2 separate regions of the Homo sapiens genome follow, and region 2 is linked to region 1. The links are chromatin loops, found by intact Hi-C in ENCODE. Cell type or tissue: PC-3. All regions are shown on one strand. Links, peaks and the distances in the headings refer to the core of each region. The heading gives the core; the rest is flanking DNA. Region 1 holds the start of LOC124901789 (a long non-coding RNA gene). Region 2 has its middle 65 kb from the start of SHH.

Evidence for each region. A loop is a pair of places that touch in the nucleus more often than their neighbours do. Peaks named below come from ENCODE experiments on the same cell type or tissue, not always from the same donor. Only the 100,000 strongest peaks of a DNase experiment are listed, where the experiment ranks them.
Region 2: a loop joins it to region 1, with 2.5 times the contacts of the local background. A loop is called at or near these places in 1 of 110 quality-filtered maps.

The regions. Positions count from the first base shown.
Region 1 is chr7:156,029,187-156,041,745 of GRCh38, forward strand. It overlaps LOC124901789 (a long non-coding RNA gene), which reads right to left and starts at 5,378. Exons shown (of 2, transcript XR_007060614.1): 1 at 5,268-5,378; 2 at 1,432-1,746. It overlaps LOC105375597 (a long non-coding RNA gene), which reads left to right. Exons shown (of 3, transcript XR_928242.3): 3 at 3,771-4,212. RefSeq lists a silencer at 5,195-5,395 and an enhancer at 5,520-5,679. In PC-3, for the core only: no CTCF peak of the experiment used is centred there; a DNase peak (open chromatin) is centred at 7,155; H3K27ac peaks cover 486 bases.
Region 2 is chr7:155,871,124-155,883,682 of GRCh38, forward strand. No RefSeq gene overlaps it. Among named protein-coding and RNA genes, the nearest start is that of SHH, 65 kb to the left of the region's middle. RefSeq lists an enhancer at 3,305-3,354. In PC-3, for the core only: no CTCF peak of the experiment used is centred there; no DNase peak of the experiment used is centred there; H3K27ac peaks cover 336 bases.

The sequences.
Region 1 (12,559 bases), core at 4,414-9,413:
GCTCACGTGGGACGGAGGACAGCCCCCAGTGTTGGTGAGAAGAGCAGGGCGGAGACCTACAGACCTGCCCCTTGGGGCCAGCTGCTGTGTGGCCTGGTGGGGCCAGCTCAGGGGCCCTCTTGGGGGCTAGCTGGCAGGGATGATTATGCCATGCAGAGGACCACTGAGAAGGCATCTGAGGCCAGGTTCAAGCCCCATGGGAAAGAACGCGGTGATATCTTAGCAGTGTCTGCCAGGCTGCAGGAGGGGCTGCGGGCGCTTCTGGCACTACTCTGCTGGCCTTGATTAGGTGATCCCCAAAGTCCTTTCTGAGGTTTTTCACAGTCCGAGATCAGCCTGCTAAGTCTCCACATGTCTTTCTCAGCTGGTGTGACACGCGCTGAGCCCCTGCTCTGTGCTGCTGTCTGTCTGTCTGTCTTTCTCGGCTGGTGTGGCATGCGCTGAGCCCCTGCTCTGTGCTGCTGTCTGTCTGTCTGTCTGTCTTTCTTGGCTGGTGTAGCACACGCTGAGCTCCTGCTTTGTGCTGCTGTCTGTCTTGGCTGGTGTGGCACAAGCTGAGCGTCTGCTCTGTGCTTCTGTTAGTCTGTCTCAGCTGCTGTGGCACACACTGAGCCCCTGCTCTGTGCTGCTGTCTGTCTGTCTTTCTCGGCTGGTGTGGCACGCTGCACTGTGCCTCTTGCTCTGCACTGCTGTCTGTCTGTCTTCTCGCTGTTGTTCAAGCCCTATCGGGTCATTTGGCATTTTCTGCCTCAGGGTTATTACACCAAGAAAAAAATATTTAAAGAAGTGTGTGGGCCACCGTTTCTGGGTTTTGAGTTTCAAGAGCGTTGTCCTGGAGGGATCTGGATGTGAGTGAAGACAGAGAAAAGCCAAAAAAAGAAAAGTCAGAGCTTGGTTTCTTGAGCTGAGGGAGGGAAGAGGTCACAGGGAGGGGCTGGTGTCTTGTGGCTCCAGAGGAAGGAACCAGCCCCTCTGCCTCCCTGTCCTGGGCCTCTTTCCTGGATAGAGTTCCAGGGCAGGGGTTGGGTGGGTGGGTGGCAGGACGCTAGAGAAAACATGCCAGTCTAAGCTGCTGAGAACCTAGGGCCAGTGAGAATCCCTGGTGGACACGAGGGGCTGGAAATGACAGAGATGTCACCGACAATTTAGCAGTGACCTTCACAGACTCAGAGCCAAGGTCGGATGAGAGACGGATCTTGCAGGAGATGCTGCATGGAGAGATGGTTCTGAGGACCCAGAGCCCTGCCCTCGAATCTCGTCAATACACCAGGGGGCAAAGGAGGGCATCTTCATGATTGGAAGCAGAGTTTTATCTGCCTTGAGAGAAGGGGAGCTTGAAATAGAAAACTACGTGGCATTCTAAAAAACAAATAAAATTTGCTTCTTAGGCACTGAGGGCCTGAACTGAGAGCTCTGTACCCTTGACTCATGTCATGTTTAAAGATTTTCCTAGCATTTTATTAATAGCATCCGCCAGAAAAGGTAGAAATAAACAAGGAGTCAGGGAGCATAGGGAGTCCACACATGATTCACTTTAAATGTTCTCATTCAGCACAGTTCCTCTTCAGCTCCCACAGGGATCGGCGCTGGTCTGGTGGGACGCTGGGGGCCGGTACGTGGAGCACATGCTTTCTGCTGCAGAGACCTCTGGAAGAGGCCCCGGTGAGCACAGGTGAAGACAGGCCTGTCCCTGTGCACACAGTGTGGCTGGACCAGCTGCTCTTGTCCTGACCTCTGCATGCTCATCTGTAAAACACAGGCATTTGCCTAGGGGCGATCTAATGACTCCTAGATTCAGCCCCCAGAGAGCCTGCCTAGAAATAGCCACGATTCAACGTGATGCAAACACGGAAGCTCCCCAGGGGGGTAAGACGGCAATTCTCCCAGCCTTCCAGCTTCCACTGGGCCAGGGCCCTTTCATCTTCTGACCTGCTCTCAGGCATGCCACATCTGAAAACTCTGCCACCTTTGCGCGAGACCCCTGCATTAGCCCAGGGAGACAGAACCAATAGGATGTCTGTATAAAGAGATTCATCCAGAGGGATTGGCTCATGTGGTTATGGAGTCTGCCTTCTGCCCACTGGAGACTCAGGAAGCCTGGCGGTGTGGTTCAGTCCAAGTCTGAAGGCCCTTGAACCAGGAGAGCTGATGGTCTCAGTCTCAGCCCAAGTGGGGGAGAAGGTTGGTGTCCCGGCTCACGCAGCCACGCCGAGAGGTTAAATCTCCATTTTGTTCTATTCTGCACTGAACCTCGAGGGACTGCATGAAGCCCACCCACATGAAGAAGGGCCACCTACTTTCCTGAGTCCACTGAGACCACCAATCTCCGCGGGAAACACGCTCACAGACACACCCAGAAATAATGTTTAACTCAGTGTCTGGGAACCCCTCAGCCAGCAAAGGTGACACAAAATTTAACCATCACAGCTCCCTCTGGATAAGATGAGGGAACAAGATTTCATAACATTGGGCCCACGGACACTCAATGGACGGAAACAAGGCTGACCTGTCCTCAGAAGGACATACCCCACAGTGTGGTTCTTGGTCCCATAGCCATGGTCAACACTGTCCCTCCAGTTTAGCTGAGTCCTCGCCGTCACTTCAGTCCTGCTGCCAGGGCCCTGTCCTCCACACAGCCTTGGCCACGGTCACCTTCTCTCCTTTGAGCCACTTGGACTCACATCTGAGGCACATTGTCAGCACAGACCCCTCAGCTCCCACCACACACACTTCCTGATTTCGCACTGAGATGTCCGGCACCTCAAACCCAACATATCAAAACCTGAGACCCTTCCAGTCCTCCCTGCCTCTGCCGGTGAACACTCCAGGGTTCCAGGCCGAAACCATGGCCTACTCCTTGATTCTCCCTTTTCCCTTACACTTCACATCTGGTCTGTCAGCAAATCTTGCTGTATCTGCCTTGACAATGGAGCCACATTCAACAACTGCTCCCCCTCCCACTGCCACCAGCCTGGCCAGATCCCAGGGTCTCTCACCCACATTCAGAGGGAAGCTCCCATTGGGGCTTCCTGCTGCTTTGTGCCCTCTGGCAGTCTGCCATCAGCAGAGGGATCATCCACAAAGTCACATCATGCCTCCCACCCTCCAATGGCTTCACACCCCACTCAGAACAAAAGCCCAAGTTCATAATAGGATCTACAAGGCCCTCCAGGGTTTCCTTCCCTGCAATATCTCTGTCCTTGTCCCTCAACACTCACCCTCTCATCCTCTCTATTCCAGCCACATTGAGCCCCTTGCTTTCCCTGGAACATGTCAGGGGCTCTCTTCCCCAAGGTTCCAGCACTGACGGCCTTCTCTGCCTAGAGCATTCTTCCTCCAACAGCAGCGTGGATGACTCCCTCACTTTCTCTGATCTTTACTGAAAAGCAGGAATGAGGCCCAGACAGCAAACACTTGAGAGATAAAGAATACTAACCTTGCACAAACTATTTTAAAAATAGAGAAGGAGGGCACACCCCCCAGTTTATTTTATGAGATGAATATTACACTGATTAGAACCCCTCTTCCCCAAAAGAACAGGCAAAGACTTTACAAAGAACGAAATCTGAAGGCTAATATTTCTCATGAATGTAGAAACAAAATCCCTTAGCAAAACACGAGCAAATGATACCAGCAATATAAAAAGGAAAATAAACATGATTCTATAGGCTTTATACCAAGAATGCAATGTTGGTTTAATATGTGAAAACCAATAAATGTAACTCTTGTATTATCAAAATCAAAAGGAAATCATATAATTATCTTAACAGATGCAGAAAAAAATGTGAAAAACTTCAAGGCCCATTATTGAGAAAAACTTTCAGCAAAACTAGAGATCTAAGAGAACTTCCTTAATCTGATAAAGATAATCTATGGAGAATCTACAGATAACATAATGAATGGTGAAAAACTGAATTTATTTTCCCTAAGGTAAGAAATAAGGTAAGACTGTCACTTCTCACTATTTTCCCCTCAGTGTTGTACTAGAATTCACAGCCACTGCAGTAAGACAAGAAAAAGAAATACAAAGCACAGATTGGGAAGGAAGATGAAAATCTGCCTCTATTCCTAGATGACAGGTTAGTGTACATAGAAAATACTTGTAACCTATAAAAAACCAATAGGTGAGTGTTCCAAAGCCACAGGACACCAGTTGATATATAAAAACCATTTCTTTTACAATATATAAGCAATGGACAATGGGAAACTGAATTAAGAGCATAATGTCTAATACAATAAAAAATGTGAAATGTTTAGGGATAAATTTAACAAAATACATGCAAGATTTGTATACAAAAAATATATAATATTGCCAAAAGTAATTAAACATGACCAATAGTGGTTGAGAGATTGGTTGTATTCACAGATTTGAAGACTTGATATAATGAAGAGTTCTAGTCCTCCCAAACTGATCTTACATTCAGTGCAATCTCAATGAAAACTCAACCGTGCTTATTTTTTTTTGGCAGAAGTTTACAAACAAATTCTGCAATTTACATGGAAATGCAAAGGACTTAAAATAGTTAAAGCAATTTTGAAAAACAGGAAAGTAATTGAAAAACTCACATTACCAGATTTTGAGACAATGTAAAACTGAAGTCATGAAAACAGTGTGGGATTAGTGTACAATAGAAATATAGGCCAATAGAACAGAATCGAGGCACAAAGCAGACCCACACATATATAATCAATTGATTTTTGGCAAAGTTGCCGAAACAATAAATGAGAAAAGATGATCTTTTCAATAAATGGTGTGGGAGCAACTGGACAACCGTATGGAAATGACAACAACAAAAAAACCTCAACTCTTACCTTACACTACACCCAAAGGTAATTCTAGATGGAGTAAGGATCTACAAGTAGAAGTAAAGCCATCGGCCGGGCTCAGTGGCTCACGCCTGTAATCCCAGCACTTTGGGAGGCCAAGGTGGGTGGATCACAAGGTCAAGAGATTAAGACCATCCTGGCCAACATGGTGAAACCCCGTCTCTATTAAAAGTACAGAAATTAGCTGGGCGTAGTGGTGCACGCCTGTAATCCCAGCTACTTGGGAGGCTGAGGCAGGAGTGTCGCTTGAACCCGGGAGGCAGAGGTTGCAGTGAGCTGGGATTGTGCCGCTGCACTCCAGCCTGGCGACAGAGCGAGACTCCATCTCAAAAAAAAAAGGAAGTAAAGCCATCAAGCTTTGTATTAGTCCATTCTCACCCGGCTATAAAGAACTACCAGAGACCAGGTAATTTATGAAGAAAGAGGTTTAATTGACTTACAGTTCTGCAGGCTGTACAGAAGCCTCAGGAAACTTACAATCCTGGCAAAGGGTGAAGGGGAAGCAAGCCCATCTTCTCACTGTCAGCAGGAGAGAGCGAGAGCAAAAGGGGAAGTGCTACACAGTTTCAAACGACCAGATCTTGTGAGAACTCACTCACAATCATGAGACCGGAAAGGGGAAATCCACTCCCATGATCCAATCACCTCCCACTAGTTCCCTCCCCCAACATTGGGGATTACAATTCAACATGAGATTTGGGTGGGGCACAGGGTCAAACCACATTAAGTTTATAGGAAAAAAAAACACAGGAGAGAACATGATTTTGAAGTAGGCAAAACTACTTAGAGATAAAGAGTACAGCTGGGTGCAGTGGCTCACACTGGTAATCCTAGCAGTTTGGGAGCAAGGTGGGAAGATCACCTGAGGCCAGGAGTTTGAGACCAGCCTGGCCAACATAGTGAAATTCCATCTCTACCTAAAATATAAAAAATTAGCCAGGCATGGTGGCTTGCACCTGTAGTTCCAGCTACCTGGGAGTCTGAGGCACAAGAATCACTTAAGCCCAGGAGGCAGAGGTTGCAGTCAGCTGCATTACAAACTGATGCATGCCTCCACGGTGCACCAGCCTGCATCACACACTGATATGTGCCTCCACGGTGCACCCGCCTGCATCACACACTGATGTGTGCCTCCATGGTGCACCAGCCTGCATCACACACTGATGTGTGCCTCCATGGTGCACCGCCTGCATTACACACTGATGTGTGCCTCCACGGTGCACCCGCCTGCATTACACACTGATGTGTGCCTCCACAGTGCACCCGCCTGCATTACACACTGATGTGTGCCTCCACAGTGCACCCGCCTGCATTACACACTGATGTGTGCCTCCACGGTGCACCAGCCTGCATCACACAGTGATGTGTGGCTTCATGGTACGCCAGCATGCATCACACACTGATGTGTGCCTCCAAGGTGCACCTGCCTGCATTACACACTGATGTGTGCCTCCACGGTTCACCCGCCTGCATCACACACTGATGTGTGCCTCCACGGTGCACCCGCCTGCATCACGCACTGATGTGTGCCTCCACGGTGCACCGCCTGCATTACACACTGATGTGTGCCTCCACGGTGCACCCGCCTGCATCACGCACTGATATGCGCCTCCACGGTGCACCCACCTGCATCACACTCTGATGTGTGCCTCCACGGTACACCCGCCTGCATCACACACTGATGTGTGCCTCCACGGTGCACCCGCCTGCATTACACACTGATGTGTGCCTCCACGGTGCACCCGCCTGCATTACACACTGATGTGTGCCTCCACGGTACACCCGCCTGCATTACACACTGATGTACACCTCCATGGTGCACCCGCCTCCATCACACACTGATGTGTGCCTCCATGGTGCACTGCCTGCATCACATACTGATCTTGCAGGCCACAGGACACCTTCTGTCTCTTTAGAGAACTTACATATATCTATTTTGATTCATCTGTAGACTTTATGGTTTAATTTACTGAGAACATTTTCTCTTCCAAGTTCCAAAGTTATTAACTGAATAAATGGCATATTTTAAAGGTGAATTTTAAAAATTATACACTTAATACATGCTCATTATTAGAAAAGTAGATTAAAAAATCCATAAATCTGCTCTCTGGTGAAAACCATAAGTAAATAACATTTTAAGTTGCAGAAATTAAACATAGGACTTTCATCCAGCCACTGTCACATTCTAAATTCCCTCTTCTCCTTGTTCTTTTTCTTCTTCTCCTTGCCAAAATGCAAATGACATTCTCTTCATTCGGGCTGTCTTCTATGTACACATTACCTATAAAATCCCCACTCCCTTATTAAATCAAAGGAGTGACTCATTTTATTTCCAGGAGTAAAAGCAGATTCATCCAGGCTTTAACTTCTCAGTCACCCTACCCAACCCCCAGTGTGCCTCCTGAGAGAAAACTAAATTTTTCAGCTGGCAATTAAATTACTTTTAAATAAACAGTTAATTTTTCATTTGAACAAGTTACTCTCGGCCTTATGTATACAGACTCAGTTCTGGCTGTCGTCATCTCCACTATCACTTCCTTGCTCAGTGAAATAATGATCCTCAACTTCCGATTGGCACCACAGAGAATTTGTTTTACATGAGGGTTTGCAACACAGTGTCACCTAGACACTTCCTTTCACTTCTCCAAGTTTGATTTTCCTCACTTGTAACACAGAGAACACCTTCATTTTCTGTTAAGCAGGACTGACCCTAAGAATTTTCCTTAGCGTTATAAGAAAATGGATTTTCCCTAGAATGTTTGAGCAATGAATATAGTACAGACTTTAAAAAGCAAGAAATGTCTTCCATTTACACACTTAGAGAGGAGTACCCAGGAAAGATTTGGCAGAAGGAGTGGGGCGAGGCATTTCTGCAAGAGGGAGCCCACCTCCCCCACAAACGCTGCCATGCCCCTCCATTGGCAGAGACACACATTGGTCTGTGGGAAGGTGCCATTTCTTGGAAGAAATTCATGATCAAATTAAATAGTTTCTTAAGTCTGGGATTCATGGACATAAATGAACAATATGTGGGTAGTGGTAGACTTTAAACACTAGAAAAATGAAGCTGCTTTGCCCCATGTCTGCCCATCCTAGTGACAAGAAGGGGAGTGAGGCCAGGGCCTCCTCCTCCCACCAGGCTCTTCCTTGGGCAGAGGAAGCACAATTTTGACTCAGACAAATAAACCCCCTCGGGACAATCAGTCACTGTTTTCTTCATAGCCCTGTTCTAAGAGAACATCAAGTGAGCCCTTCAGAAATGTCCTATTTTAACACTTCCCAGTGGGTTCCCTTTGGTCAGAGCCCCTCAAGCCGGTCTCATCCTCTGCGACGGCCTATGTATAGTGCTGGTCAGCAGTAACTGAGGGTCAGCATTAGCAGGACTCACAGCAGCGATGGGAACACCCAACATGGACGCTTTCAGGTTCCTTCTACAGGAAAATGCAGGCACCGTTTTAGAGAGATTTGTAACAAATAGAGCATAACAAAAGGAGTTTCTGCCTATTTGAAGTGGAATTTTTTATTCTCTAATTATTTCATTTAATGGAGGATTTTAAAATAAAGCGTGTTGGCCAGGCGTGGTGGCTCATGTCTGTAATCCCAGCACTTTGGGAGGCCGGGGCGGGCAGATTGCTTGAGCTCAGGAGTTCAAGACCAGCCTGGCCAACACGGCAAAACCGCTTCTCTACAAAAAATAAAAAATTAACCATGCATGGTGGCACTTGCCCATAATCCCAGCTGCTTGAGGGGCTGAGGTGAGAGGATTGCTTGAGCCCAGGAGGCTGAGGCTGCAGTGAGCTTACATCAGGCCCCTGCACCCCAGCCTGGGCTACAGTGAGACCCTGAAAAAAAACGCAGGATAAAATAAAGGAAAATAAAATAAAACATGTTTCACCATAAAACAATATTCATCAATATCCACTTGGAAGAGAAGAGAAATGTAGGGAAAAATACCCTTAGTCTCAAAAGCAAGCCCTTTAAACAGTGGGTGCTTACTTTCCATCTCCTCTATTCCATATGGGTTTAAGAGCTGCAGGCGCAGCCTTTGTGAACACCTGCCTTCTTGACTCTCATGACAGCATGCCCGTGTCTGCATGCTCTTTCTAACGACAGGACAGTTGGACAGCACGTGGGGCAGAGCCTACTTTTCCTTAAGAGGGGGGTTGCTTTTGTTTTTGCTGTACATGAGATGGCCGTGAGCGCTGAGGGCCAGCCCTTATGTAGCAGCCTGGTAGCCTTTGTCTCCCACCTCTCTCCCAGCAGAGCCCAGCTAGCCCCACAGGCAGATTCCTCCGGGCCTCAGCCTTTCCTTCCAGCCTGGGTGGAGAGATGACCAGCTGAAGTGTGTAGCTCCCCACGCCGAAGGACAGCCTTGCCACTGGCCCAGGTGCTGGGCGGGCTTCTGTGCCTGTCCGGTCCTCAGCAGCCTGCCTTTCTCCCAGCCCCAGTGCCTGGCTTGTCCCCCGAGCAATGAACTCTCATCGTGTCCCCAGAGGCTGTCCCCTGGCTGGGTTTTCTGCCTCTGCCCTTGGTGCTGAGCCCCCAGGCTCTGTTGCGTCGCAGAGATTAGAGCTCTGTTCCATGCCTGTTGTGGGTTTACTGTGTCCTCTCCCAAAGGACAATCAATGTCTATAACTCTGTATCTGTGAATGTGACCTTATTTGGAAATAAGGTCGTCACAGGTGTCATTAGGGTGAGATCATAATTCAGTAAGGTGAGCCCTAATCTAACACACTGGCCACGCTCATAAGAAGGGGCTCCCTCGGAGACAGGCACTCACAGAGGGAGACAGTGGGGACACGGAGACAAGGCCATGGAGGGTGGAGGTGGAGGCTGGAGGGAGGCACCTACCAGTCCAGGTGCCGAGGCCGCCAGCAACACCAGCTCTGGGAGAGGCAGAGGGACCCTCCTTGGACCCCCAGCAGGAGCCCAGTGTTGTCTGCACCTGGACCGAGGACTGCTGCCTCCAGCTTGAGAGAATAACTGTCCACTGCTTCAAGCCCCCAGCTTGTGGCCCTTTGTGCAGACCGCCCCTCCCCTGGAGACCCTGGCAGTGCCCTAGGGTCAGGTCACTGTCAGCAGAGATCCCCCATCGACATTCAGCTGCATCGGGCTCACAGCCCACCTCTCACTCACTAGGCCAATAGGCACCTGCGGCTGGCTTCACTAAGCCCCTCTGGGGCTCAAGCTTCTCCCTTTCCCACAGGGACATGGCCACTTACTCCGCGGGAGACAGGAGCACAGGAGGCGCTGTGCCTGCCAGGACCGCAGCTCCTTTTCCTCCTTCCCACACCACAGTTTCTCTGACAGGAGACCACCCCTCCCACACACCAGCTCCCATGGCCTCTGGAGCTCCTGCGATGGGGCCGCCCGTGGGCTCCCAGGGCACCACTCACTGGGATGCTGATTTGGGGCTTGGCTGGGCTCTTTCCACAGTCCCTGAGATCGCCAGACCCAGGCAGACCTGTGGCCTCTGTTCCTGCTCTGTGCACTGAGCCCCCACTTCCCCAGGTGGTCCTGGAGGACATCTCCCTCCCAGTGAAGCTGTGGACCCGCCCAGGAAAGGAACGTGCCCCAGGCAGTGGGGCAGAGGGTCCAGGTGTTCACACCCAGGGATCAGCTCATGTTAGGGGTAGGACCACGTAGCAGTGGGGACAGGGGGATCAGAGGTGCTGCCTGTTACCCTTCTCCTCCCAAAGGAACATGCCCAGGCTCTGGGAAGTGGGTACCTCCCCAAGGCTGCCCCACCTCCCTTGGGGCAGAGCCCACATCTAGACCGGTCCTCAGTGCTTTGGTCCAGGAACATGGAAAGAGGCAAGAAGAAGCAAGGCCAGTCCACTGAGGTGGGCTAGGCAGGTAAGAGGTCACTGGCCTGGGGACACACCTGTACCAGACCAGACAGGGACAGGGTTGGGGGGCTGCCTGCAGCCGGGTGTCCCAGGCCTCGGGCGCAGAGTGCACAGGCATTTTGGTGATGATGACCTGAATCTGAGTGAACGGTTTTATTTTGGGGAAGCGTTTCTTCTTCTTGCTGGGGAAGGATTAATGTCGCGGTGGGTGAGAGGTAACCGCAGAGTGAGAGCAGAGGGCCCAGGGCAGCCGCCATACCCGGAGCCTGAGTATCGGGGCTTCCCAGGACCTGGCTGAGTGACAGCCAGCAGAGCCCCTGCCGTCCAATCACAGGGCGGGGGTGGCACCTGGCGGTGCCTGGGGGCGTCCCTGGGGACCCTCGCCTCAGGCGGCACGCTGACTTCTTGGGGTGCTCGCCGGTATGGATCCTACAGCGGATGATCCAAGGTCCCCCGTGTGCGTGAAGTCCCGGGGCCATCCTGACTGAGACATGATGAAAGGAAAATGAGTGTGTTGTCGTTTTCCAAAAACACCTTATGTCGAGATGCTATCACCAAAAAGAACATTTCTCACGCTAAGCACCGGAAGCCAGGCGCTCTGCCGAAGGCATCGGCAGCTGCCCTGCACTCTGCACGGTATGGGTGGGGTGAGATGCGGGGCTGAGCAGACTCCGGATTCCTGGATGGGTGCAGGGAAGGAAGGGTGGTACCCCCAGCCCAACCCACCCCAGCCCAGCCCAGCTCCTCCCTTCCTGGGAGGCGAAGGGACCCTCCATCCATCCCTTCTCCCCCCTGCACTCCCTCACCCTCCCCTGGCACCGCCCTCCCCACCCCAGCACCTTCCTGAGGCACTCATTCTCCCCAGCACCCAGGGGCTGACCTAGCACCCACTGTCTCCGGGATTTGGGATGGCAGAACGGAAGTCCACGGGTGGGTATTACTGTTCACAGGCCTGTTTAGTCAAGGCAGGGTAGTGGGACTGGAATGAGTAAGGTGAGTTAAATGGATTCCCAGATAGGATGCTGCTTTGAAAATACACATTTCTGAATGCAGGATCACGTACATAGTTTCCATATTCAGCAGGTACTTTCACAATTGCGATGTTGTTGTTTTGGGGGTGGGGAGACTGTTGATTTTTCCTTTTAATTACATAAATAAACCATGCTCCTTGCTGGGAAAAAAATGAAAAAAAAAATACAGGAAAACACCTCTCCTGAATCCATCTTTAGGCAATTACTTTGATTTTTGAAAATACAAATGCTTTGCATGGTGAAAGTTTCCGCTTTGCCCCTAAAGGAAAGCAGCCTGGTGGATGCGGCTTGGTTTCCACAGAAGCTCGGTCTGCACCCTGCCTGTGCACCTGGAGCCAGGGCGAATGCACTTGGATGGAGAGAGGGAAGCTGCAGTTCGAATTAAACAGACCGTATTTGTAAAGTGGTTTGAAGATGAAAAGCCCCGTAGAAGTTATGGTTGTCATTACCACGAATAATGGATGCGCCCAGGCGGCCAAATGGAACATTGATGCCCGGAGTCAAAGCCCCCGCACATCTTTCAGGTGCAATTATCTGTGGCCTGGCCTCGGCGGTGTGCCTCGCGATGGGATCCCTACACCTTGCTGGGGTAAGAAGTTAGGCCTCAAAGATTTCTCAGCACAGAGAGCAGGAGAGTTTCTCAGGAGGCAGGGCTCGGGGTCGGCCTCCCTGTTTCTTGTCCCCCGTTGTGTTGTCGCCTCCAGACAGGAACCCCGGCCACAGCAGCCCCTGGGCCCCCCAGACACAGGGCACGCTCCTCCTGCAGGAGGCCTGCCTGGTGGGTCTCAACGTCGTTGCATCCTCCACTGACTCCTTGGGGCACCCACTTTCCGGATAGGCCCTGGGGGAATG
Region 2 (12,559 bases), core at 3,656-8,655, 160 kb before region 1:
ATTCCCTCTTCAAGGGCCCTTTCTCAAATGTGGTCACATTCCGAAGTCTTTGGGATAAGGAGTTCAAGATATACATTTTGGGGGAACACAGTACAGGACAAAACACCCTAAAAAGAAGAACCATATTGAAACTGTTTAAAGAAACTTTCCGAAAAATAAGAAAAAGGACCGGAAGCTTTTCAGAATGGATGGAAAAACTGTCTGAGGCCAACAGGTCTCCGGTGAATGAGCCTCCCAGGCCCCCATCTGGGCTCTCTGAGCTCAGCGGCGGGAAGGGGGTCACTCCTGTTTCACAAGGGAGGAGGCAGGTCCAGAAACGGGCATGGATAACAGAAATTCTGCCTGTTATGATGCAGAACACAGGCCTATCATTCTTCTCAAACCATCGCATCCTTTTGCTTGGACTATGGCAGCTGCAGTATTGATGAGATTTGGAATCCTCTTTCTCCTTCTTCTCCAAATGTGGTAGATTTCTCAGGCAGGAGAGGCCTGACTGCCTTGTTCTTGAGGCCTCCTTGGGACCTCTCTTTTGCTACCAGGGAAGACACAGGTGCGGCACCAGGTTACGCATTCCTTCCAGCCCTCAGAGCCGCCGGTCCCTGTTAATCTGTCTTCACCATTTCTAGATAATTGGCCCAGGGTTCATGTTGCTAAATTATAATTCCCTGGACTGGAATCCAAGAACATTTTTGCCCAGAACAGTCACTGAGTCCCAAGGATGAGATTCTGAAGAGCAATAACAGGTATACTGTCCTCTCAGCTGGCAAGCACACCTATTAGCTTAGTGCAAAAGTAAGTGCGGTTTTTGCCATTAAAAGTAACAGCAAAAACTGCGATTACTTTTGCACCAACCTAATATTTTTATTTACAGCTTCACATTTTCTTAGTTCAGAAGATAATGTTATTTTTGTCCTGAAAAATTCAGCCTTCCTATTAATAACAAATGCAAACCCATGGCCATATCCTGCCTCTGTTCCGTGCTCAGATCGATGGCAGGATATAGCTTGAGCTATATGTGTATTTTCTTTACTGATGAAACATTCCATTTAGGGATGTTTAATATTATTTAGTTATGATGTGTCCAGAGTGGCCGAAAAATGTCCCAATATTTTTTAGCCTCTTTGCTTGGTTACCACCGTGCAAACATGATCCAGGGGAATTTTAGTCCAGTTTTTGTAGAATAAAAATTTTGGAGGTTAAAAAAGATCCTGTTGTGGGGTGGGGGGAGGGGGGAGGGATAGCATTAGGAGATATACCTAATGCTAAATGACGAGTTAATGGGTGCAGCACAGCAACATGGCACTTGTATACATATGTAACAAACCTGCACATTGTGCACATGTATCCTAGAACTTAAAGTATAATAATAATAATAATAATAATAATAATAAAAGATGTTAAGATCATCTGCTCCTACAGCCTTATTGTAGAGATAAAAAGAACTGAGGCCCAGAGAGCTTAAAGAGCTTAAGTTCATCGTTAGCAGCAGAATCAGTGCTAGAACCCAGGGACACTTTCTCAATGTGAAATTTCCTCTTTGCTGATACTGCCTCAGCTAAAACATGGATTCATGGGGTTTGTTGTTCTCCCGCTTTGAGGGCTGTTCTGTGGCCCTGGCCCGCGGTCCAAGACTAAGTGATGCAAAGGCAGAGCCTTGAAAGTGAATTGTTTGCATGACCTGATTTCCTTCAGTCTGGTCATTGCAGTGGCAAATCACAGCGCCTCAATTTCCACTGGTTAACTCCGAGTAACTTCTCTTTGGCAATTACCCGGCTGCCTGTGCTAGTATTGGTACTGGCGTCTCATTTGTGCACAGGGCTGGAACTGATTGACTGTATTGAGGAATTAAGGAAGAAAAATAGAGCCATACTTGAAGAATCAAATGAGACGTTTAAGAAAACAGCAGCCCCGCCCATGTCATCCCCCAAAGTCTTCCTTTGTACAACTCCAGTAGGAAACGATCTTGGCACAATCTGAAAATATGCACGAGCCCACTGCTCTTACCACGAGCAAAGGCACATCGATCTCGTGCTGCTTCTATTGATTTAATGTCACCTCTGTGATGTAATCATGTTTTCTTTCCTATCTGTTTGCAGTCTTTTCTTCTGTTGTCTGCCATGAGGCAGCCAAGGCCTTTCAGCTTCTGAGCTGGTCAAAATAACTTTGTCTTCCATTTGCATTGTTTTTAAGAAATGATTACACTGACTCGGGTAGGGCCTTGGTGGATAGCATGATGAGGAGTGCATAATGCCATGTGAAAACTGCAGGCACCAACCTTGGGGTCCCAGCTACGATGCTGGCGCTAACCTTGGGGTCCCAGATATGATGCTGGCGCTAACCTTGGGTCCCAGATATGATGCTGGCGCTAACCTTGGGGTCCCAGCTGCAATGCTGGTGGGAGTCAGGCCTCAGAGGAGCTTCTTTCTGCTCAGCCATGAGGGAGGCATTGGCTTCATGCATGGGTGATGCTCCCCTTTCTTTCTTTCTTTCTTTTTCTTTCTTTCTTTCTTTCTTTCTCTTTCTTTCTTTCTTTCTTTCTTTCTTTCTTTCTTTCTTCTTCCTTTCTTTCTTTCTTCTTTCTTTCTCTCTCTCTCTCTTTCTGTCTTTCGTTCTTTCTTTCTTTTTTTTTGAGACAGGGTCTTGCTCTGTTGCCTTGGCTGGAGTGCAGTGGTGTGATCATAGCTCACTGCAGCCTTGAACTCCTGGGCTCAAGTAATCCTCCTGCCTCAGCCTCTCTAGTACCTGGGACCATAGGTGCATGCTACTATGCCTGGCTGTGAGTGATGGCTCTTATTCCACTTCTCTCTCTTCTTAGATCGTGGACGTACGTGGCTATTGTTGATCATGTTGGAGATGGTGAAAGGTAGAAAGAACGACACAAACCCATATCCAAAATTAAAAGCTCCTTTGGATTTGGTAGGGACAAGTCTATGGGGCTTGAAATTAGTCCAAAAAGGCACATGGAGATGCACTTTGTTTTACAACAGGTTTTAGTTCCTAGGGTGACTTTCGTGCACAGCACCTGCTTGTCAGCAGTGAATGGTGGCAAGCAGGCAGCGGCAGTGGCAGACCAGGGAGACAGATACTTGCTTAGAAGCCCCCGTTTTCTGATGGCAAGAGCTGTTCGTGAGTTTCAGCTCTCAACCATGGAGGCTGTGCTTTCTGCCAGCATGTGGGCAGAGAAAACGGCTCTGACACACTCAAGTACATTTGTTTATGGCGATGGTGATGAGATTTCTATTGGAGACTTCATGGTTTGAGAGCATTACTAAGATTTTAAATAGTGCCTTTTTGAAAGAAAGTTTTTATTTTTTTCAGAAGAAGTTGATGTAGAAATAGAGAGAGATAGAGATGGGGATGGAGAGGGAGAAAGAGGAAGAGAAACAGAAAGAGAAAGGAGGGAGAGAGAGAGAGAGAGAGCACAGGAGTGCACCCCTCTCTGGTGCTAGTCAGTGTCCTAGGACTGGCCTGGAGGCCCAGACCCTGAAAGGTTCATTGGCTGTGTGGTCCTGACTGTGTCATCCTCCTGAGCTGGGACCACAGGACTCTGGTGACTTGCCACTTTGGCTGTGCGTGTCCGTGTCTCTGTTCACATTCCCTCTGCCTTCCCATCTACCTCCAACTATTGAGATCCGGATCTGCTCATATGCTATGTCAGCCTTGACCAAAAGTTTTAGCCCCAATCCTAAACTTTTTGGAAATTAAGAATCATTCAACAAAATAAGTGGCATTAAAGCAAGAATCAAAATGGCACTTGCTGTTTAGTTAGTATCGATAGAATCCTGCTTATGAGCTATTACAGGAGTGGTCAAAACAGTATTCGTGAAAATATATGGAGTTAACATTTATTATTCATTCATTACCATATTATTCATTCATATTATTGCTGTATTATTCATTTATTACCATATAGGAAAAAACATAGATAGATATGCTAGGTATTCAAGAAGTGGAAAAAAAGACAAAAAATAAGCAGAAAGACAAAAGAAGAAAAGCAGAGAAAATAAAATGATATATGTGAAAATTATTATGTTAGAAAACAGAAGAATATTCATATGGGTTATAAATCTATCAATTGGTTATTTGGGGAAAAAAGACATCCAAAAGTCAAATAATAAAGAGAAAATACAAATGCATAAAATTAGAAATGGAAAAGGAGATATGAACATAATATGAAGTTTTAGAGAGTAAACATGAGAATAAACATGATTATAAAATCCTGCTTGTAAATTTTTAGGTTTTGATAAATTTGATTATTTTTTGGGAAAATAAAGATGGTCAAAACTGGGCTAATAAGATGTTTAAAACATGGATAGATTGATGACATTGGAATACATTTTAAATGTTGTCAAAGAATTATCTCAAAAACAAGAATGCGTACTTCCATGACACAGACAATTTTAGTGGCAAGTTTTTTTGTGCTGTATAAATATCCAACAGTGAAATGAAAAGCGTCCTGAATTCATTTTTCAAAGATAGCAAAATTCTTATGTAAATCCTGGCTGAAATAGTATAAAAAAATTATAAACCATCCTCATTTATACCTATCAATGCATTATATTGTAAATAAAATGCTACCTAATCAAATCATGCAGAATATTGAAAGAATATTACATCTTAATTTTAATAAAGATTTATGTCAGAAATGAGATACTGGCTTAATATAGGATACTGTTAATATAATTTGTCACATCAATAGGTTCAAGGACAGGAAAAAATATTCATCTTGATGATCTTCTAGGAGATGCTGATAAAATCTTTTTAGTGGATTAGGAATAAAATGATTACTTTTTAACTTGGTAAATATTCTGTCTTTTAAACTAAAACCTAACATCAGACATTAGGATAAAACAATCAAAAGAAGCCTATTAAACTGAAGAATAAGGCAGGAGAGCCCATTTCCCCATCTTAACCCTGATCTATAAGTTTTAAATGATGCAATAAGATAAGAAAAACATAAGCAGTAATAGATACATTGCCAAAAGGCAGATAAAAATTATTGTAATTTGTAGACCTTTTTCTTTTCTACCTAAAAAATTCAAGAGAATAAACTGAAAACACTAGTGCTACCATTGAAAGAGTTTGTACTAAATTGGCTAGTCATAGCACAAAAATATTAGCCAATTGATGTTCTATACGTTGGCAATAAAAGATTTGAAAACATAGGGGAGAAAAGACTGCAATTATTATAGTACATAAAATATCTTGGAATCAATTTTAGAAATGTGAAGAACTTGTATAACAAAACAGTGTTTTAAAATTTAATTAAATGAAAAGATTTGCCATACTCTCAGATTTGAAGTCTCAATATTATCAAGGTAATACTTTTCCTATAATTAATTTAAAACATAATGTAATTCCAACCAAAATCATTTCAGGGCAATTTTGGAACTTGACCAGGTGATTCTAAATTGGAGAAACAACAAATGAGTGAAAATAGATGAAAATTTTTGTAAAATAAAATTTGGTTGTTGTATTTGCTCTACCAAACCACAGGTAGTATAAATAAATATTAAATCGAACAGTGTGAGAAAGGTAGATCAACGTAACAAAAAATGGAAAAACAAAATATTTTATAAAAAATTGATTTCATGTTGATTAATTTATAATGTTAAAATGTTTTATACTACTTTAGTATATGATAGAACATACATTTCACATGGGCTATTGAGTGAAGGGTGCTGGACACTAGGTTACTATTTGGAAAAGAAGAGTTATAGTCTACTTCCCATCAGACACCACCATGTTTAAAAAACCATAAAAAAATTGGAGAGAAAAAACCAGAGCAATTTTTATCTGATCTTAGAATGGGAAAGACCTTTCAAAACATAACAAAGAAAACCTACAAATGCACACATTATTAGGTTTGACTGTATTAAAATTAAATGTTTGCACATTAAAAATAAGATTTCAAGTTAAAATGCAAACAGAATGTACTGGAAAAATATTCCAGTATGGCAGACCAAGAGTTAAAAACCTTAAATATAAAAGTGCTCTTAAGGATCAATAAAACAATGTTGAATATCCAGGGAGAAAAATTAGCAAACAGTGTCAACAGACAATTACCAAAAGTAAGACCAATGGCCAACAAAAATAAGTGAAATGTTGAACCCCACTAGTGATTAAATAATTCACAGTAAAATTAAAAAAAAAATTTTCAATGCTCAAATTGGCAGAGATAGAACAGTGAGATAACAGTCAGTCAGGTTTGACAAAGGTTGAGTAATACAAACATTCGCCTATACAGCTATGAGTAAATTGGTATAATTTTCTGGGAGTAATTTTATGACTTTTTATCAAGATTCTTAATGTTTAAACCATTTGACCCAGCAATAAACCTGTCCTAGGAATTTATCCTAAAGAAATAATAAAAAGCTACATAGTAGAATTTTTTTTAACTGCAATGCTCTATATAATACCAAAAGACGGAGACAACACAAACAGCTAAAATAGGAAACTGTCCAGTAAGGAAAGCCCTGTTCGTGGGTGGAATGCCACAGCCATAATTTTGAAGATGATCTAATGAGTTGGAAAATTTGCATAATGTGTTGATACGGGAAAGAAGGATGTTGCTCATAAGAAATTGTGCAAACCCCATGTTGTAAGATAAATCTTTTATATATATATCAAGTCCATAACGTAGTCATTATTTAGTTCTAGATGATGAGGTGAAGGGTGATTGAAAGTGACCTTTCTGGCTGGGCGAGGTGGCTCACGCCTGTAATCCTAGCACCTTGGGAGGCCAAGGCGGGTGTATCACAAGGTCAAGAGATTGAGACCATCCTGGCCAATAAGGCGAAACCCTGTCTCTACTAAAAATACAAAAATTAGCTGAGCGTGGTGGCGCATGCCTGTAAGTCCAGCTACTTGGGAGGCTGAGGCAGGATAATTGCTTGAACCCGGGAGGTGGAGCTTGCAGTGAGCCCAGATCGCGCCACTGCACTCCAGCCTGGGCGACAGAGCGAGACTCCATCTCAAAAAAAAAAAAAAAAAAAAAGTGACCTCTGTGTCTTCCAAACTTTGTCCAATGAGCTTGTATTACTTTTATAATCAGTGGGGAGAAAGGAGCATCATGAGACTCAACGAGGAACTCTGTGGACTGAAATGGAGACAGTAAATGGTCTAAGAGGACAGCTGGACACACGAGACCCGTTCGTTCTTTAGGCCTACATGACGCACACCCAGGCTGGAGAAGAACTGTTCAGATGTGTTCTCACCCTGCTGTGGGGAGCCCTTGGTGCGGGGACCAGCAGCGCCCCAGAAGACTGGAACCGGCTGAGCATCATTCCTCGCCTCTCACCAAGAGGTGCAGGGCAGGGGTGGAGCTCATGCCAGGAGGTGAGGGGCAGGGGTGGAGTCAGCCTCTCTGTGGAAGAGGGGCTCTGAGTGTGTGGGAGGTTGGGAGGGGACTCCCGCTCCCTCCATTTTCTGTTCCTAGCCCTGGGACGTGGCTGTGGACGGGTTTGGGCTTAGGTGAGCTAATTCCTCCAGAGAGCAAAAGGCTTCCTTGGAGAATATTTTTTATTATCTTGGGTATTGGGAATGCCCAATACGTATTTATGTTATTTAATACTGAAGTTGCAGAAGGTGTAAGAGAAAGAGCTGCAGCATCTTAGAGCTTGCAGAGGCGTGGGAATTACCCAGCTCACTCTGTTCCCATTCAGCGCCGGTGTTCGTTCCGGGACACCTTGAGCTGACTGCACACTTTGAGTAGAAGTGTAGCACTTTCAGAGGAGTGCTTCTCAAGTTTAGTATCCAGAAATTCTGCATTGCAACCCAACTCTCTGGAGCTGGGGGCGTGTCACTCTCTGGTGGCTTTTCACCTTATCCCTGGACACCTGGCCTACCGCTCCCACATGCTAGCCTCAGCTCAGCAGGAGGTCTTTTTTTTAGCACAATGATACTAATCACAATAATTTAGCAAATTTGTTGAGTGCTTACTTAGGGACAGGCATTGTGATTTACATAATTACCTCATTTAGAGAAAGTTTATATTGTATAGATGAGAAAACAGAGATTCAGAGAGGTTCAGTAGCTGTTTAAAGTCACACGGTTAAATGGCAGATTGGAGAATGGGCTGCAAACCCCACCTGCTGACCACATGCCTCAGTACATCCCTCACTGCGATGAGCGTTTTTGTCTAGTCTAGGCATTCTCTTTGGGAGTCACCTAGTGTTCTCAAGAGTTAGTCTTCAAGGGGTCCGGGGCTGAACCCAGTATGCGGAATTTGGTTTGACCAGCTGTAGTCTGAATGTTAAATTCTATTGATGTAGCCCAAACTTGTGTTTTAAACATTGCATTCTATTTTGCAGACCTCTCACATCTGCCATCAGGTTCCCTGGGTCTTCTTCACATGTCCTAAATCATCTAGGCTCTTCTCCAGCTTACAGTTGAGTTCAGGATGTTGTATTTGTGCTAGATAAATTCCATCTTTTAAGTTCTTCTGTAGATCTCATCTATTTGCATGCTTCCTTAACATTTTTGATCTGGTCATTTGAATATGAGCTGTATCTTAAGCCTTTGATCAATCTTACATTTTAGGAATGGGCTGACATCTTTGACATTGGTAAGATATTGAGGAGTGATGCTTGGAGGATGGGACCAGCCACACCAAGGCGTCCTCCAAGGGACACGAGTCCATGACCAGCACCCGGTTCCATCCTGTGGCCCTTTCCTCTCCTGTGCGGGTCCTCCTTCTGTCTTCTGAAATGTCCCAAGATGGGGGCTGTGTCTGTGGCTATCCTGGAAGCGGTGCTCAGTCCACCACATGAGTCTGTTTAAATGATGTTTCTCAACTTCTCATCAGAGTAGGATGAAGACAGGGTATCACTTAAGCCTTTGGTTAGTGAGTTTTGTGGCTGCAGCAATCTGAACTGGTACACTTCCTGCTGGACCAAAGGTCTACTTAGTGGATGCTCAAGGCCACCACCCTCACCACTCTGGGAGTTCCCTTGGCTTTCCCAATTTGCTTGCCATTCTGTTGGTGCTTTCCATCCCCTGCAGGCTCACCACAGACATCTGATGGATGACAAGGATAATATCCGGTCTCTAAGTAGACTGTGTCGCTTCCCAGACACAGCTTGGATTCCACTTTGTTCTTCACACCAACAGACCCGCATACTTCAAGTGCACATTAAGCCTCTTGCAGTAATGTGCCTGTGGCTTGACCGTAAGGCAGTAAGATGGGTTCCAGGAGCCACATGCAAAACCCGTCTCCATAATTTTACAGTGAGGTGTCCTACGTATTTAAGTTTATCCTCTGTCAAAAATTATATATTGGGATAACTTCTAAAGAGCAACTGAAAAAGAAAATTTAAAAAAGATTGCATTTTAAGTACTCGGTAAAATGATGGGGTCCATTAGTGGCCCTCTGTCTTCCCAATCTCTAGAAGCTCAGTTCTAGAAACTCAAAGCAAGGCAGCTGGAAAATCTAAGATTTGGACTTTTTAGGAACCGGGTTGCCTCAGAATTTAACTTCACATTCATATTGTTCTTCCCAAGCCCCCACTTAACCGCAACTTCTCAGAGGTCCCCGGACCCAGGAAGGTGGTCCCAATTGTGTCATAGCACAGTGGAAAGTAGAGATGCCAACGACACTCACGGAGTGGACAGCCCGGGAGGGTAAATGTGAGAGTTGGCATTGCACTGGTCTTGGCTATTTCAAACCCTTGATCTCCTCTCTGATTCTGAAAGTGTATTTGACTTTCATTCCTTGGAAACAATGCCACCATCTGGGATATGAAGCCAGGCAGGAAGGAGCCGCCGCTGTGTGCTCTGCCTGGGAATGCTGACCATGGGCCTCTGGTACTGTCAGGCCACTGGGGGAGTCAGTGCGGTCCAAGCTCTGCACACAGGTCACCTGGCCAAAGCACTTAGGTTGCTGTTCAGTTTCCTGAGAGGTGTGCACCTGGGAGGGTCGTAGCCATGTCCCACTGCCAAGGCATCCAGAAAACAGGTGGCTGTCTCTCTCATCTTACATCCGCCATTACCCTCTCAACTCCGAAGTAAAGAAGTATTGTACAAAGAGAAATCCTTCACAGTTACTTAAGATGCCCCCCCACTCTGAACACTGTATGAGTGGCACCCAGCACCTACAATTTCAGGATGGACACTCCAGTTGTCCCTCGACCCCCAAACACCCTACCAATGTCACACACTGGCTTTTGCCAAACCCTCTTCAACGGAACATTTCCCTCTCTCCTTCGGGAAAGCATCATTACGGGAATTACAAATTCATTCCGAATCAGATCCAAATACATTAAAAAAATCAGCCTTGTCATTATCACAGTGTTTTCTCCCCAGAATCCTGCAGAAAGGCCACATACCATTTCTGGCTGTGTCACTGGTGCTGGCCACACACCAGAGAAAGAGTCCTCTGGCCTTTGGTTTGGAAGCTGACTCAAGCTATCCATAGTCCATACAGAGAAGCTACTCTGCTGTAGCTGCAGTCCGGGCCTGGTGTGGTGGTCTCCTTTCCTGTTTCTTTGTGGGGGGGCTGACACATGAGAAGGTGTCCACCCAGAGCTGTCATGGTCGATACCAGGTGATGGGGAGCTGGGAGCTCGGCTGAGGGGAGCTGGGTTAGGCAGGGCATCCTGGAGGGGGACACGAGGTAGTTTACAGTGCTCTTGAGCAGGAAAATCCCAGATATCTGTATTCTAGGGTCAGCCTTAATTTTAAGTGAAAGTTAAGTTCGGTCTTAATTTTCACCAGCACCGGACGTGCCCGAGGCAGGTCACCACCAACCCTCTCTAGGGCTACTGTCGCTCTATATGCACCACTGACCAGTCACATGACCGTGAACGTCCCAAAGCCTCCTTTTCACCATCTGTGAAATGAAGGTTATGACAGTACCTGCCTCACTTGGTTGTCGCTGAGGTAGACGAGGCAAGGAGAAATACGCCAAACGTGACCGCGATGGTCGCTACACTACTGTCAGTCAGAAATGGAGGCGTCAGCTGAGGCTGCCTCCAAGGATTCTTCCCAATCGGTGATTCCGGGGCAGGCGGTGATGGGCTCCCTCCAGTCTCCTGGACGCAGTCAGCTGACCTGAAACAGAAAGCTCTCCCACGACAGCGCTCCCTCCCGAGGCGGGGCAGAGGCGGAGCCCACGGCGGCCACGCGGGCCCTGAAGGAAGGGCTTTCTTCATGTCCTTTCGCCACTGGGAAGGAATGGAGGTGTTTCTGTTTGGAAGGCCCATGGTGTCTCGGATGAAAGACTCTTCACAGGATCACAGCGAGAGGATTTTCTGTCCTAATATGAATCAGAATCTACAATAGAAAGGCAGGAGACAGCCAGGCTTGGGGAGTGTGCCTGTGGTCCCAGCTACTCAGGAGGCTGAGGCGGGAGGGTCGCCTGAGCCCAAGAGGTCAAAGCTGCAGTGAGCTGCTATAGCACCACTGCACTCCAGCCTGGGTGACAGAGCAAGACCCTGACGCCCCCCAACCAAAAAAATAAAAATAAAAAAGAGAGGGGAGAGACTTAAAACCCAATTGTTCTGGCACACTTCTGTAGCCACCCAGGAAACTCAGGGCCCAGGAGGCTGAGCATCTCCATCCGGGCCTCTTGGGGATGTAGGGAACACAGCAGGTCTCCTTGCTCCTGCCCTCTGGCCCACGCTGACTTCACTGCGTGTGTAATAATACCAAATGCATTATTCATCGTGCTTCCATTTATGAAAACCTTTAATTGTGAAATATAAAGCAAACAAAAAATGCATAAAATTCACAGACAGCATAGTGAATAATTGTAAACAACAGTGTGATTCTCCCACTGACTCAGGGAAGCAGGACCCTGCTGTCTCCCCAGAAGTTCTCCTCCCTCCTCGTGAGGAGCCCCATTGCTGACTTCCATGTGGAGCCCTTCCTTGTTTGGCCCTGTAGTTTTGAACAACGCATGTGTCTTTAAAATAGGATTTAGTGTTGCTGTTTTTCAAAGATTATAAAGTGGAATTCCACTGTTGATGTTCTTTTGAGTCATTGATTTTGCTAAACATGATGTTTTTAAGATTAGTCCATGTTGCTGCCTGCAGTTCTAACTTGTTCATTCGATTGCTGTATATGGGTCTGTCTTTCTAAATGTGCCATCATCTTGTACTCATTCTGCATTTGATGGCTATTTGAGTCGTTTCCAGCTCTTAGGAGCATCACTGGTCTGCGTGGCCTGTGTATGGGCCTAAGTGTCTCTAGGCTGTGTTGTCAGCAGTGGAATTGCTGGACCCTAGGATGTGTATTTCCTCAGCTCCCCTAGACAGTCAACTGTTCTCTAAGATGCTTGTACCAATTTTCCCTCTGCTATGGTCTGCATGATTGTTTAACAATACCTGGTGCCCCTCCTGTGAAAGGATTACACATTTCCACCTTGCTGGACCTGAGAGTGGCTGTGTGACTTGCCTGAGTCAATGAAATATGTGTGGCAGTGGCCTGTGTCACTTTGGGGCAGAAGCTCCAAGAGCCAGCACATCACACTCTTTTCCTCGCCCCCGTGATCCTGAAAGCATGCGCAGAGATGGGCAGGCTCCCACCCTGGGTCCCTGAGCAGAGCTCCTGTCTGCCATGG